2 separate regions of the Homo sapiens genome follow, and region 1 is linked to region 2. A link is a loop called in an ENCODE intact Hi-C map of the cell type or tissue named here. Cell type or tissue: mammary epithelial cell. All regions are shown on one strand.

Region 1 (8,000 bases), 80 kb before region 2:
AAAATATTAGTAAGTTCAAATATGTTTTAAAACTTTATTTGAAATACAAAGTCAAAATTTAAAGGACAATGGCCAGGTGAGGTGGCTCTTGGCTGTAATCCCAGCACTTTGGGAGGTCGAGGCAGGTGGATCACCCGAGATCAGGAGTTCAAGACCAGCCTGGCCAACATGGCAAAACCCTGTCTCTACTAAAAAAATACAAAAATTAGCTGAGTGTGGTGATACGCGCCTGTAATCCCAGTTCCTCGGGAGGATGAGGCACAAGAATCGCTTGAACCTGGCCAAGATCGGGCCACTGCACGCCAGGCTGGGCAACAGAATGAGACTTTCTCAAAAAAAAAAAATTAAAGGACAAAGTGGAATGAATATTTATAACACCCACGGTGTACAACGAGCCAATTTCCTCAATATATAAAGAGCTCTTACCACAATGAATAAGAAAAAGATGAATAATCCAATAGAAAAATGAGCAAAGGATTCTACCGAAAAAGTTCACAGAAAAGAACATACAAATGGCTTTTAAACACATGTAAAGATGCTCATCTTCACTCATAATTAGATAATCCAAAATAGCTACAATGAAATACCATTTTCACCTATGAAACTGGCAAATGTAAAAAATCTGTAATACTCTGGGTTGGTAAAATTAAAGCGGAAACAGCCTTCTTATATGTACATTATTGACAGGCAGATGTGCAAACTGGTACAACCTCTTACGAGAGCAAATTGGCAATATTTTTGAGAACTAAATATGCATATTCCCTTTGACCCAGAAATTACACTTTTAGAAATTTATCCTGCAAGAATACTCATACATGCACAATGGCATACCTACAAAGTGACTTTTTATAACAGCAAAAGCTGAGGAGAAAATGTCCGTTGACAGGTTAACTTCAAAACCGAAAACTAAAACTGTGAAGGAAAAAAAGAGGCACTTCATTCCACATTCACTCATATGGAATGAATTTTAAGATGCAAAGCAAAACGGTGGCTCATGTCTGTAAGCCCAACACTTAGGGAGGCCAAGGCGGGCAGATAACCTAAGGTCAGGAGTTCAAGACCAGCCTGGCCAACATGGTGAAACCCTGTCTCTACTAAAAATACAAAAATTAGCCAGGCCTGATGGCGGATTGCCTGTAGTCCCATCTACTTGGGAGGCTGAGGCGGGACAATCGCTTGAACCCTGGAGGTGGAGGTTGTAATGAGCCGAGATCACACCACTGCACTCCAGCCTGGGCAACAGAGCAAGACTCCATCTCAAAAAACAACAACAAAAAGATGTAAAGCAAAATGTACAGTGTGCAACCACTTCTAAACAAATCAAAGTAATTTGTATTTACATGCACAGAATATCTCCGGAAAGAGACACAATCATGATAGCAGTTCCATGTGGGGAAAATAACTGAATAGCTAGAGAAAGAAGACTAAGGATATAGACTTTTTTTCAGTGTTATATACTTGCATAGTCTCTGAATTATGTATCACGTCTGTGTATTACCTATTTCTAAGAAAAAAATGTTTTAAATTTAAAAATTTTAAATTAAGACCAAATCTATCTAAAAAACATTCCTATGGGGATTCTCAAATTTTTAAGGAAAACCCCAAAAGTCAAGCCATTGTCAAACACTACCTTTTTAAACTATCAATTATGAAAAGGTATTGCCCAAACTAATGACATAGCATGTCTTCAGGGAAGAAACACATTTTTGTGCAGCAGTGTGATCGTAGCTCACTGCAGCCTCGAACTCTTGGGCTCAAGTGATCCTTCCACCTCAGCCTCCCGAGTAGCTGGAACTACAGGTGTGTGCCACCACGTTTGGCTTTTTTTTATTTCTTATATTTTGTAGAGACAGGGTCTTAATATGTTGCCCAGGCTGGTCATGAACTCCTGGCCTGATGCTATCCTCCCTCCTCGGCCTCCGTAAGTGTTGGGATTACTGGTGTGAATCACAGGGCCCAGCCCAAAAAAACATTTTGTTATAATAGTCATTTAAATAAAAGACAAATTTTGTTTACTTTTAGCTGTTTTAAAGGTCATCTGAGATGTATGTTACTTACAGTAAAATGACCTGCTGATTAATGCCTACTGCATGCATATCTGTGAGACTTTTTCTATTTAAATGTTATCTTTTTCCTATTTTTAATGATTGTAAGTTTTTTTTCTCTTCTTTTCAACTTTTCCTTTTCTAATTTTGCCCCCACTCCCTCTTGTATTCCTCAATTCATTCTGTTTTTAGGATCACCAGTTAATTCTATTTGAGAAAATATTTTTAGTTTCTTATGTTGCTCATCAATAATCCCAAGCAATAGTCTGACACTTTTTAACCTTATGAATAAATACCTATCAGAGTAATACTATTTCCTTCTGCTGCAGAAACCTCACAGTTCTTAGAGCCCAGTGTGTCTAAATCCCCAAACAGCTGCCCCAACAGAAGCCAAGCCCTAGGCTGGCAGCTGCCTCTCCAATATTCCTTCTGCTTTTTGTTATGATTTCCAATGAGTCAACAGGAAGGTATTCTGAGTAAAGAAGAAATAGAGCTTTTAGACAGGCCTCTCCTCCTCCCACAACCCCAAAAATACAGTTCTTGCCAAATGATCCAAAGCAATTTCCAATCCAATTTGCCACTCCTGTCTGTATGAGGTAACTCTTTAACAAACAAGAAAGTGGTAGGAAGGAACACCTTTCTAAGCTGAATTCAAAGCAGATACCAGGTTATGAAGAAGGGAAGCAATTAGGAAGGGTCCAACAAGCTAGTTAGACACAAAAATACATAAGACAACTGGAGACTTTCCCTCAGGTGGCAGGTGGAAGAGACTCCAAAATAAGTGGCAGGAAATTGATGGAGTTCCCTCACTGACTTGAAAACTACACAAGTTACTTAATGTCTCTGGGCACCAGTTAAAGAGGTTAGACTTAAATGTTGCCACTTCAGCATCTGCAGAAGTTAAGAGCACCAGCTTTGGTGTCACAAACCTGGGCTTGAATTCCAATATATGACCTTGGGAAAAGTGTTATCAACTCTATTTTTTTCCCTCTTTAAAATAAAAATAATGCCTATCTCACAATAATGTAATATGTAAATTTCATCATCATTCTGCTTAATTAACAGTAGTTACTACTGTTGTCATTATTTTTAGAACCAGAAGTATAGCAGCAGCAGACTAACATGGCAGTTAAGAGAAAGGACTTCAGAGTTCTTGCCAAACCTGAAATCTGGATCAACCACTTATTAGATGAATGAGTTAACCTCTCTGAGCTTTGCTTTCTTATCTGTTAAATGTAGATAATAAGCACCTCACAGGGCTTCAAGAATAGCTAATTAGATAAAGCATATAAAGTGCTTAGCACAGTGCCTTGCATGTAGAAAGTATGCAATAAACGGTACTAATCATGACAATGAGGAAGAGGGGGAGAGGCAAGGGGAATACACTGACTTTGGGACAGACAGAAAATATTTTAGATTATGACTGCCTTGCAAATTGCAGGTTTTTGGTTTTTTGTTTTGGGGGATTATTTTGGCTTTCCTTTAGCTGCCTTAAAGTACTGAGGTTTCTAGAATAAAATGCCTTATTGAAATAACTAATTCTTCCCAACATACAACTATTTTTTTAAAAAATTTTAACCCAACATTCAAACTTCAGCAAGTAAACTCTTACTCTTCAAAATAAACCATTAACCAGATCTTTCTTAAACATTAATATGTTTAAGATTTTTTTAATTCACGCACTGTCAAACCACAGAGATCAATCAGATTGCTAGGAGACTTCAGGAGAAAAATTAAGGAGCAGAGCCCTGATTTGATCCGGTAGGCCACAGGCCCTCCAGGTTCCACTGGCACTTCACTCGGCTAACTCAACGATATGGTCTCTAGGCAACCAAGTCCTGAGTTAAGCAAACAACCACAGTAATATGAATCACTTCCGGATGTTCTCACTTTGCCTACCAGCGCTTTCTTACACAAATACTTCTTGTCAAGGGGTTTATTTAGCACCAGCTAGAAACAACCAAGAGTCCATCAGATACCACAAGGCTTAAAAATGTCCAAAACAGGTTCCACTACCAACTGGTATCCCCAGATGTGACACTGTGAAGCAGAAGGAATTGTACAGCAATCAGAGGCAGGTCACCACACTAAGCCGGAAAATGAAATTCCTAGAACATGCCAACTTGGGTCCTCAAATGTATTTTTACTATTTTGTCATTAGGGACATTAAAATATATAAAAACAGTTGCTCTGACCTGTAAGACCAGAAGAAATACATGCCAAATGAGGTCAAACTAACGGGCCACACTTAGCCCAGCCAGATTTTTTCCCCAACCTTGACTGGTGGACAATCCATACACTCAGCTGCCCGATTAACACTGGTTTTTCATGGCCACATCTATTTCAACACCTACGGATTATAAAGGGAAGTGGTAAACTATGTAACCCAACTATCTTGGCTACCTGCTCCTTTTTTTCACCTTGAAAGGATCTTTTGTGCCACACTCTTCTTCATGAACTAAAAAGAGATCATTTAAGCTATTAACAAGAATGGAGACGGAAAAGGAATTAATTAAAAATATAAACTACAATAGGACAAAGCAACTACCATTAACAGAACCAAGGAAAAAATATCAAGACTGTAGAAAATCAAGTCAGTGCAACAAAAGATGTATGTGAGACACATACCTAGAACGCTTATTTAACGTAAACAAAATGAAGAAGAGCCATAAAATAGACTACACAGATCTAACTAATCACCACAGGCATAATGGACAATTTCCTAAAGCTAAAATAAACAAACAAGAGACATTATAAACCAAGAAGAGTCTCCACATTGCAGGCAAAATTGCTAAGCCAATAGCAACCCTAACATGTTAACTGGGGAAATGTTTATACCTCAAGGAACAACAATTCTACAAATTTCAAGTCACGAAAAAAGGAAAAAAAAATCAAGTTACTTGTCATAGAGTTAAAATTAAGCTAGCTTCAGATGTTGTTTCTCAATGATAAGAAGTATAACAAAGTCATATATATTTTTCTCAAAAAAATGAAATATGGTTCACCATAATTTAAAAGTCCAGAACTAGAAATATATATATACATAATATTTGACAAAACAGACATGAATTGCTAATAGGTAATAAACAGCTGGTTTTTAAAGGATATTAGAGGCCTGTAATTCCATCACTTTGGGAGGCTGAGGCAGGAGGATCACCTAAGGCCAGAAGTTCGGGATAAGTTCCCCTTACAATCAACATTACAAGACCCCATCTCTACAAATATATAAAAAGTAAGCCAATCGATTATTAAACTGAAAATTTTGGCAAGGTTTTAGAGAAATTAAACTATCTAGACTTCGAGTTGATAGAAGAAATTACAAATCGAAAGACTGACATTTAAACTCAATAAAATTTAAAACTACAATGAAGAAAACAAATACAATGAAACATCAAGGGAAAATGTTTGTAGCAAATACGAGAGAAAGTCAAGTCCATGTTATAAAAGAGCTCACAAAAGTTAACATCATGACCCTAGAAGCCAGGCACATAACAAAAACAGAAAATTTGCATAAGAAAATAATACTGATAAACAAATATGTAAGAAAATGTTTAAACTCTCCAGCAATCAAAGCAATAGAACTTTAAACAGGAATAAACCTAAATAAATTATGAACATTAGATGGCCACTGAAAATAGTAAATTAAGACAATACAGGCCAGGTGTGGCTGCTCACGCCTGTATCCCAGCACTTTAGCGAAGGATAGCCTGAGCCCCAGGAGATGAAGACCAGCCTGGCAACATAGAGAAACCCCATCTCTACAAAAAAAAAAATTTTTTTTAATTAGTTAGGTGAGGTGAAGTGGGCCTATAGTCCCAGGTACTTGAGAAGCTGAGGTAGGAGTATCTTTGTTTTTTCAAGGAAGATTTCCTATATTCACTTTTTTTTTTTTTTTTTTTTTGAGACAATGTCTGGTTCTATCACCCAGGCTGCAGTACAGTGGCGTGATCTCAGCTCACTGCAACCTCCACCTCCCAGTTCCAGTGATTCTTGTGCCTCAGCTTCCAGAGTAGCTGGGATTACAAGCACACGCCACCATACCCAACTAATGTTTTTTGTATTTTTAGTACAGATGAGGTTTCACCATGTTGGCCAGGCTAGTCTCGAACTCCTGGCATCAAGTGATCCACCTGCCTTGGCCTCCCAAAGTGCTGAGATTACAGGTGTGAGCCACCGCGCCCAGCCAAGATACTTAATACTTTATTGTAATATAGGCTTTGTGCTAGATAATTTTGTCCAACTGTAAGCTAACATCAGTATTCTCAGCACAATTAAGGTGGACTGGGCTATGATACTCAGTAGGTTAGGTGTATTAAATGCATTTTGACTTACAATATTGGGATATAACCCCCTCCTAAATCGAGGAACATCTGTGTAGTAACTTAAAAATCTGAATTTGTGATTATATCTAAAAATTATATACACAGTTTTTCCTTTTACTTAATCCCTTCTTTTCCTTTATTATAAAATTATCACTGTAAAAAGCATTTTAAATATATAGTACAGTATTAAGTAAAAAGGAAATCTCACACCCTCTACCCCCATTCCACTCCCTAGAAGTATCTTCTGTTTCTGGTGTTTTCCTTCAGATAAAAGCTAAGGTCTGAAGTGAAAAAACTAGGGCTACCAACCTTAGGACCTTGAAAGTGCCCAGAAAATTCCTGTCATCTTCACATTAAATCTGCTTTTCCTTTTGCAGATTTAATGTGAAAATTCAGGAGGCCGGGCACAGTGGCTCATGTCTGTAATCCCAGCACTGTAGGAGGCCAAGGCGGGTGGATCACCTGAGGTCAGGAGTTTGAGACCAGCCTGGCCAACATGGTGAAACCCCCGTCTCCACTAAAAAATACAAAAATTAGCTGGGTATGGTGGTAGGCACCTGTAATCCCAGCTACTTGGGAGGCTGAGGCAGGAGAATCGCTTGAACCCAGAAGGCAGAGGTTACAGTGAGCCAACATAGTGCCACTGCACTCCAGCCTGGGCAACAAGAGTGAGACTCCATCTCAAAAAAAAAAAAGAAAAAAAAAAAGAAAAGAAAAAATTCAGGATATCCTTTATCCAGGTGCTTGGATAAAAGTTTATTGAGTTCAGGCCGGGCGTGGTGGCTCACGCCTGTAATCCCAGCACTTTGGGAGGCCGAGGCAGGTGGATCACGAGGTCAGGAGATCGAGACCATCCTGGCTAACACAGTGAAACCCCATCTCTACTAAAAATGTAAAAAATTAGCCAGGTGTGGTGGCAGGCGCCTGTAGTCCCAGCTACTCGGGAGGCTGAGGCAGGAGAATGGTGAGAACCTGGGAGGCGGAGGTTGCAGTGAGCCAAGATTGTACCACTGCACTCCAGCCTGGGCGACAGAGCAAGACTCCGTCTCAAAAAAAAAAAAAAAAAAAAAAAAGTTTGTTGAGTGCCTACTGTATTTCACTGTGCCAAGCAATTAACCATCACAGCAGCTCTGTAAGATGCATAGCGTTCCCATTCTGCAAAGGACAAATTTGGGCTCACTCCCTGACGTTAAGCAACTTGCAAAACCAGAATCAGAACTCACACCTGCCAAAACAGAAAGTCTGATTCTTTTCACTGTGGCAAGATATCTCAACATTCAAGATTTTCAAAGAAATTTTATTCATACTTTTGAATTTCTATTTTACTTAATTATTCGTACTATGAGAATATAGAGCCACATGACTTTTCTTAATAATAATGGGTACTAACTAGTTCAACTCTTTACATTTCTTAATTTTAAATTTTGCTAGGCTGGGTGCAGTGGCTCACGCCTATAATCCCAGCACTTTGCGGGGGCCGAGGCGGGTGGATCACTTGAGGTCAGGAGTTGGAGACCAGCCTGGCCAACATGGTCAAACCCCATCTCTACTAAAAATACAAAAATTAGCCAGGCATGGCAGTGGGCACCTGTAATCCCAGCTACTCGGGAGGGTGAGGAAGGAGAATCGTTTG
Region 2 (8,000 bases):
TTCACAAACATTTTGAGAGTCAACTGGGAACTGTCAACCTAGAAGGAAGCTGAAGCAAAATTAATATAAGTAGAGAATTTATCTGGGGCTGGGCATAGTGGTACACTCCTGTAATCGAGGATTCTGGGAGGCTGAGTTGGGAGGATTGCTTGCCAGGAGTTTGAGAACAGCCTGGGCAGCATAGTGAAACCCCATCTGTACAAAAAATTTAAAAATTAGCCAGGCATGGTGGCTCATGTCTGTAGTCCCAGCTACTCAGGAGGCTGAAGCAGGAGGATTGCTTGAGCCCAGGAGTTCGAGGTTATGGTGAGCTAAGATCCTGCCACTGCACTCCAGTCTGGGCAACAGGAGCAAGACCTTTTCTCTTAAAAAAAAATAAATAACAATAGTAAGACAGAGGATCTATTTGGGCCAAGCTAGATATTGCAAACTGGGAGCATAGAGTCAAGTTACCCTCAGTATACATCCTGATTAGCAGCAGTTGTGAGGCAGGAGGCAGGCCTGTACTCCAGGCCAGATTGAAGACTAGCTGAAACAGGGAAGAGGGGAAAGCACCTCTCCATAACACATGCCCACCAGTGCCATGTCAGTTTACCAGTGCCCTGGCAACACCCAGAAGTTACTGCCCCTTTCCATGGCAACAACCTGGGAGTTATACCCTTTTCCTAGAAATTTCTGAAAAACCCATCCCTTAATTTGCATGTAATTAAAAGTGGGTATAAATATGACTGTGGAACTGCCCCTTAGCTGCTACTCTCCACACACTGACTATGGGCTAGCTCTTCCTGCAGGAGCAGTTACAGAGCGGTAACACTGCTGCCTCAATAAAACTGGTTTTGGTGGCGGGGCGTGGTGGCTCACACCTGTAATCCCAGCACTTTGGGAGGCCGAGGTGGGTGAATCACCTGAGGTCAGGAGTTCAAGACAAGCCTGACCAACATGGTGAAAATACAAAATACAAAAATTACTAAATTATTATTATTACTAAAAATAATAGCCTCCCAAGTAGCTGGGATTACAGGCATGCACCACCACCCCCTGCTAATTTTGTCTTTTTAGTAGAGACGGGGATTTCACCATGTTGTCACCTTGGTCTCGAACTCCTGACCTCAAGTTGTCCACCTCACCTTGGCCTCCCAGAGTGCTAGGATTATAGGCGTGAGCCACCGCGCACAGTCAAGAAACCTCTTTTCTACAAATAAATAAATAAAAAATTAGCCAGGTGTTGTGGTGCCCATCTGTAGTCCCAGCTACTCAGAAGGCTGAGGTGGGAGGATCGCTTGAGCCCAGGAGGTCAAGGCTGCACTGGGCTGTGATCATGCCACTGCACTCCAGCCTGGGAAACAAAGCAGGACCCTTTCTTAAAAAAAAAAAAAAAGGATTTGCATTAGTCAGATAAAAATTATTATTTTTTTCATAACTTTTTATTTTAGAAATGAGTGGAAAAAGTGCTCGCCCTTCAGGAACTCCCCAGTAGCTCACTGCCTCCAGTAGTTTTAGGGTCTTGAGAAGGGGCTAAAGTGAGGTGGAGAAAACCACAAATAGACTATAGTGCATGGACCCTACGTTGTTTTATCGGAAATTTGGAAATGTACATGAATATATTTCTTTCTTGTTTTTTTGAGACAGAGTCTCACCCTGTTGCCCAGGCTAGAGTGCAATGGCACGATCTCGGCTCACTGCACCCTCTGCCCCCCGGGTTCAAACGATTCTCCTGCCTCAGCCTCCCGAGTAGCTGGGATTACAGGCGCCCACCACCACACCCAACTAATTTTTGTATTTTTAGTAGGGAAGGGGTTTCACCATGTTGGCCAGGCTGGTCTCGAACTCCTGACCTCGTGATCTGCCTGCCTTGCCCTCTCGAAGTGCTGGGATTACAAAAGTGAGCCACTGCGCCCCGCCCATTCCTTTACTTTCTTAATAAACTTGGTTTCACTTTATGGACTCACCCTGAATTCTTTCTTGAGCGAGATCCAAGAACCCTCTCTTGGGGTCTGGACTGGGACCCCTTTCCGGTAACACTCAACTTGAGGGTTGGTAAGAATTTACTGACAACAGTACAGGTTTTATTACCATAGAAAGAAGGAACGTTGCAGAAAAGTGCAGTGGGGCACGTCAGCAAGAGCACTGAGCCACTGCGGTGGTCTTTTCCTTAGGGATATTTATGGACCTAAAGCAGGAGATGAAGGGTAACTTGCACGATAAATGATTACATTTTTAGACATTTTGTTGCCTTGATGTTAGCAAGGGTTGAACAATGAGTTTCGGCATGCATGCATTCTGGGGATGTACAGAAATCCTAGTTACTCACACATTTTAAGTTGAAAAGAGGCCTGGAACCAAGTGTCTTTAGATAATAGGAAAGTCTAATTACTTCTAAATTCCTCAGATAAGGAGTTTTTGTCTCTGGAGCCTGCTGGATGGTCACCAGGGGATTTTGCTTGCTTTATTTATTTACTGACAGTGTCTTGCTCTGTTGCCAAGGCTGGAGTGCAGTGGCATGATCATAGCTCACTGCAGCCTCTACCTCCTGGGCTCAAGCAATCCTGCCGCCCCAGCCTCCCAAGTGGCTGAGACTACAGGTGCAGAACACCAAGCCTAGCTACTTTTTAAATGTTTTTGTAGAGACAGGGTCCCCGTATGTTGCTCAGGTCGGTGTCGAACTCCTGGGCTCAAGTTATCCACTCACTTCAGCCTCCCAAAATCCTCTACTTGCTTCTTTTTTTTTTTTTTTTTGAGATGGAGTCTCACTTTGTCGCCCAGGCTGGAGTGCAGTGGCACAATCTTGGTTCACTGCAACCTCTGCCTCCCGGGTTCAGGCGATTCTCCTGCCTCAGCCTCCCAAGGAGTTGGGACTACAGGTGCGTGCCACCATGCCCGGCTAATTTTTGTATTTTTACTAGAAATGGGGTTTTGCCATGTTAACAGGCCAGGCTGGTCTTGAACTCCTGATCTCAGGTGATCCACCCGCCTCAGCCTCCCAAAGTGCTGGGATTACAGGCGTGAGCCACTAAGCCCAGCAGTCCTTTACTTTCTTATTAAATGTGCTTTCTCTTCATTCTGTTGGCTTGCTCTTGAATTCCTTCTTGTGCAAAGCCAAGAACCCACGTGGCCTCCCAGGTTGACTGAATCCCAAAATTGGGGGTTCAGCCTGTGACAAAAATATTCATAAAACTATAAATTAAGCAATATATTTATTGAGAAAACACTTATAACAATATAGCAGACAATAGATTGGTATCTTCAATAAATAAAGGGGTCATACAAATGGATTTTAAAATTAAGATCCCAATAAATAAATGAGTAAAAGGGCCAGACATGATGGCTCATGCCTGTAATCCCAGTACTTTGGGAAGCCAAGACAGGAGGACCCCTTGAGCCCAGAAGTTGGAGGCTGCAGTGAGCTATGATTTTGCCACTATGTTCCAGCCTGGGAGCAGAGCAAGACTCCGTCTCTAAGTAAATAAATAAGTAAAAACTGCTAACAATTTATAAAAAACAGAAATACAAATTTTAAAATGTTAATTTATACTAGTAATTAATTGATTTTTTTTTTAAGATGATAATTTTGTTCTTGTTGCCCAGCGTGGAGTGCAATCGCGGGATCTCAGCTCACTGCAGCCTCCACCTCCCAGGTTCAAGTGATTCTCCTGCCTCAGCCTCCCGAGTAGCTGGGATTATAGGCACATGCCATCACGCCCGGCTAATTTTTTTTAATTTTTAGTAGAGACGGGGTTTCACCATGTTGGCCAGGCTGGTCTCGAACTCCAGACCTCAGGTGATCCTCCTACCTTGGCCTCCCCAAGGTGCTGGAATTACAGGCGTGACCCACCACGTCCAGCCTAATTGCAAATTAAAACATCTTTTTTACCAGTGCACTGATAAGAGAGATTTATAAAATTGTTTTCATTACTTTTGATTAGGGTGCAATTAGGTGTGCATTCCTTATGGTACTTGGTGTTGATAGTACACAATGATGCAAGCTTTCTAGGAAGTTTTTTGCAGCATGAATAAAAAGACTTGCAAATGTTTTTGACTCAGTAATTTCAATACTAGGTCTCTTATAAGGAAATAATCAGAAATATATATAAAAATATATAAGAATAGTCAATACAGCAAAAAACAAAATGATCAGTGTCTAAAAATAAGAAAATTATTACAAAATTACAATAGAACCCTATCATGAAAAAAGATCATTCAACCACTGCAAATAATGCTTATGAAGAATTTACAACGACATGGGAAAATACTCAACATACATTGCAGTACATGAAAAATCAGGACATGGACCTATATGTTTTATGTTTGCAACCATATAAAAATATGTGTACAATATATTCATATGTAGCAGATACTCTGCTGAAGATGTAACTTGTGAGTTTTATTTTCACTGCTTTTCCAAAGAATGCCAGAAAGTCTGCCCCCGGGTAGCTGACTCCCCACGGAGCTCCCCTTCCTCTAGGGAAAGTAAAAGGAATTTAGCTGTTTTAAGGGCTGGTCCTCCAACTGGAGACAATCAGGCTCTATTGTCAGAGAAGGTAGGGAACCCTTGACCTACCTTTATGTATGAAAGGCACACCAAGGATGCCTAAAAACCAATTGGAAGTCGCTCTTCGGGGAAGTTTGTAGCTCTATGGTCCGGGAAGGAATTAGAACAAGCCCATTTGGGAATGATAGTAGAGGAGTTAAAATTTTAAAAAGTAAAAATAGAACAAGCCCAGTCTGGTTTAAGGGTTGAAAACACCTGGGCAAGAAAGAAAAAGTTGTTATTGTCTGGAATGGGTGTTCCTCTGAGCCAGTCCTGACATAGTGCTGGGGCTGGCGGCGGGCTTGCGGGGCGAGGCTTTGCGGGGGCCTGAAAGGGCTGGGTACTATGAAGCCCTGGGAACTGGTAAGGACTCTGGATTAGCTAGTGCGGGGACAGAGGAAATTCTTCCTCTCTGGCCAGCAGTTACCGCCTTGGTGGGAACGCGCAGGAGCAGCGAAGAGTGACACCTTGTGGTGGTTAAGAGCAAGGGCAGAAACAGCCACAGACCACCGCTAGGGACTCCTGGGCTCCGCTCCAAAGGGTATGAATGTCCACAGGACTCCTTTGTGCATGACATATGCCTCAGGTTCCTGGGCAATCCCAGAGAAGGAGTAGCTCTAAGAAGGAGGTAATTGGCTAAGTCAGTAGTTAAAGGATAGAGCTAGTTTTTAGAAAAAGTTTTAAATGCATCTTGATTGTTATGGTACAGCTGGCCACTGCTGGGGCTCAGAAAACAATAGCCTAAAATGAGAACCTCAGCAGCAGCTTCGTAAGCAAACGTTTTCCTCTGACTTTCTCTTCCATGCCTTTCTCTCAGTACCATTCTCCCCTGCGGTTACCCATAGAAATCAGAGTCCCTTTTCCCTATAGTCAGCCATAAAACTTAAAAATGCTACTCTAGGCCGGGTGTAGTGGCTCACACCTGTAATCCCAACACTTTCGGGAAGCCGAGGTGGGCAGATGACATGAGGTCAGGAGTTCGAGACCAGCCTGGCCAACGTGGTAAAACCCCATCTCTACTAAAAATACAAAAATTAGCTGAGTGTGGTGGCGTGTGCCTGTAGTCCCAGCTACTTGGGAAGCTGAGGAAGGAGAATCGCTTGAACCCAGGAGACAGAGGTTGCAGTCAGCCGAGATCGCGCCACCGCACTCCAGCCTGGGTGACGGAGTGAGACTCCATCTCAAAAAAACAAAACAAAAAAATGACTCTAATTTCCCCTCCACCTTTCTGTGTCAAACTGCCCATAAAGAAACTAACTGGGCCGGCTACAGTGGCTCAGGCCTATAATACCAGCACTTTGGGAGGCTGAGGCGGGCAGATGACACAAGGTCAGGAGTTTGAGACCAGCCTGGCCAACGTGGTAAAACCCCATCTCTACTAAAAATACAAAAATTAGCCAGCCATGGTGGCGTGTGCCTATAGTCCCAGCTACTCGGGAGGCTGAGGTGGGAGAATGGCTTGAATCTAGGAGGTGGAGGTTGCAATGAGCCGAGACCATGCCACTGCACACTAGCCTGGGTGACAGAGCGAGACTCTGTCTCAAATAAAAACAAAACAAAAAAATTATCTAGGTGGGTGCAGTGGCTCATGCTTGTAATCCCAGCACTTTGGGAGGCAGAGGCAAAGGTTTAATTGAGCTCAGGAGTTCAAGACCAGCCTGGGCAATATAGGGAGACCCCCTGTCTTTACAAAAATAGAAATTAAAAAATTTGCCTGGTGTGGCGGTGCACCCCTGTGGTTCCAGCTACTTGGGAGGCTGAGGTGGGAGGATTACTTTAGCCCAGAAGGCTGAGGCTGCAGTATGCCGTGATCACGACACTGTACTCCAGCCTGGTGACAGAGCAAGACCCAGTCTCAAGAAAAAAAAATTATCTGACTTAACTTGTTTGACTGTAGATCATAAGACCTCCATTCCCGGCAGGTCCCTGCCCCTCACCCAGAAGGAAGGAATGCTGCAGAGAAAGTCCAAGAATCTGGAGAGACAGGCTGGGCTGGGTTTCCCCACTCAGTCTATTAGCAGTAGACCATATTCTTTCTGTCCATATATATATATATTTTATTTTATTTTATTTATTTTTTTATTTTTATTTTTTTTTGAGATGGAGTCTTGCTCTGATGCCCATGCTGGAGTGCAGTGGCACAATCTCAGCTCACTGCAACCTCTGCCTTCCAGGTTCAAGCGATTCTCCTGCCTCAGTCTCCCTAATAGCTGGGATTACAGGCACATGCCACCACACCCAGCTAATTTTTGTATTTTTAGTAGAGATGGAGTTTCGCCATGGATAGAGGTATTTTAACTGGGGTGAGATATATCTCATTGTAGTTTTGCTATGCATTTCCATTATGAGTAATGAGATGGAGGATATTTTCATAACTGTTGGCCATTTGTACGTCTTTTTTTTTTTTTTTTTTTGTCTGAGATGGGGTCTTGCTCTGTCACCCAGGCTGGAGTGCAATGGCATGATCTCAGCTCACTGCAACCTTCGCCTCCCGGGTTCAAGTGATTCTCCTGCCTCAGCATCCCAAGTAGCTGGGATTACGGGTGCCCACTACCATGCCCAGCTAATTTTTTTGTGTTTTTAGTAGAGACAGGGTTTCACCATGTTGGCCAGGCTGGTCTTGAACTCCTGACCTCAGGTGATCCGCCCCCCTCAGCCTCCCAAAGCATTGGGATTACAAGCGTGAGCCACCGCGCCTGGCCCAATCATATTTTTACATGGCTCTCCATACTTTGTTAAACCTAAGCATAAAAATGGACAATTCCACCTGTATCTTTGAATCTTCATTAATTGTATACTTGTTAAATAAATCTGTGTGCTTTTTCTCTTATTAACCTGTCTTTTCCAAGTTGATTTTTCAGGGAAACTTCAGAAGGCCAAGAAGAACTTATCCTCTTGGCCTCTACACCATACGCATATACATTAAAAAAAAAAGGGGCCAGGTGTGGTGGCACATGCCTGTAATCCCAGCACTTTGGGAGGCCGAGGCGGGTGGATCACCTGAGGTCAGGATTTCGAGACCAGCCTGGCCAACATGGCAAAACCCCATCTCTATTAAATTAAAAATACAAAAATTAGCCCTGCTACTCGGGAGGCTGAGGCAGGAGAATTGCTTGAACCCAGGAGGTGGAGGTTACAGTGAGCCGAGATCGTGCCGCTGGACTCCAGCCTGGGCAACAGAGTGAGACTATGTCTCCAGTAAATTAATTAATTAATTAATTAAAGTATGTAGAAATCAACCTCATTTTTTTTAAATGGCTGAATAGAATTCCAAGGTATAGATGTTCCATATGTTTTAAAGCTAGGCCTCTGTCCACAAACATTTAAATAATTTGGTTGTTTTTCTGTTTTTGGTTATAAATATTGCTGTAATAAACATTCTTGTACATATATTGGCATATTTTTGTGATTACATCTACAAGATATATTCCAATTTATACTAAAACCAACAGTGTGAAAGTGAATTATTTTC

What was found. Hi-C counts contacts between places; a loop is a spot of excess contacts. Peaks named below come from ENCODE experiments on the same cell type or tissue, not always from the same donor. Only the 100,000 strongest peaks of a DNase experiment are listed, where the experiment ranks them.
Region 1: a loop joins it to region 2, with 5 times the contacts of the local background. A loop is called at or near these places in 5 of 110 quality-filtered maps.

Annotation. Positions count from the first base shown.
Region 1 is chr15:90,396,951-90,404,950 of GRCh38, reverse strand. All of the region lies in intron 2 of IQGAP1 (IQ motif containing GTPase activating protein 1), which reads right to left. Among named protein-coding and RNA genes, the nearest start is that of IQGAP1, 13 kb to the right of the region's middle. In mammary epithelial cell, no CTCF peak of the experiment used is centred here; DNase peaks (open chromatin) are centred at 2,490 and 3,910; H3K4me3 peaks cover 156 bases; H3K27ac peaks cover 4,088 bases.
Region 2 is chr15:90,317,197-90,325,196 of GRCh38, reverse strand. No RefSeq gene overlaps it. Among named protein-coding and RNA genes, the nearest start is that of ZNF774, 31 kb to the left of the region's middle. RefSeq lists an enhancer at 5,034-5,143. In mammary epithelial cell, a CTCF peak has its summit at 4,997 (motif pointing left); a DNase peak (open chromatin) is centred at 5,016; H3K4me3 peaks cover 174 bases; H3K27ac peaks cover 733 bases.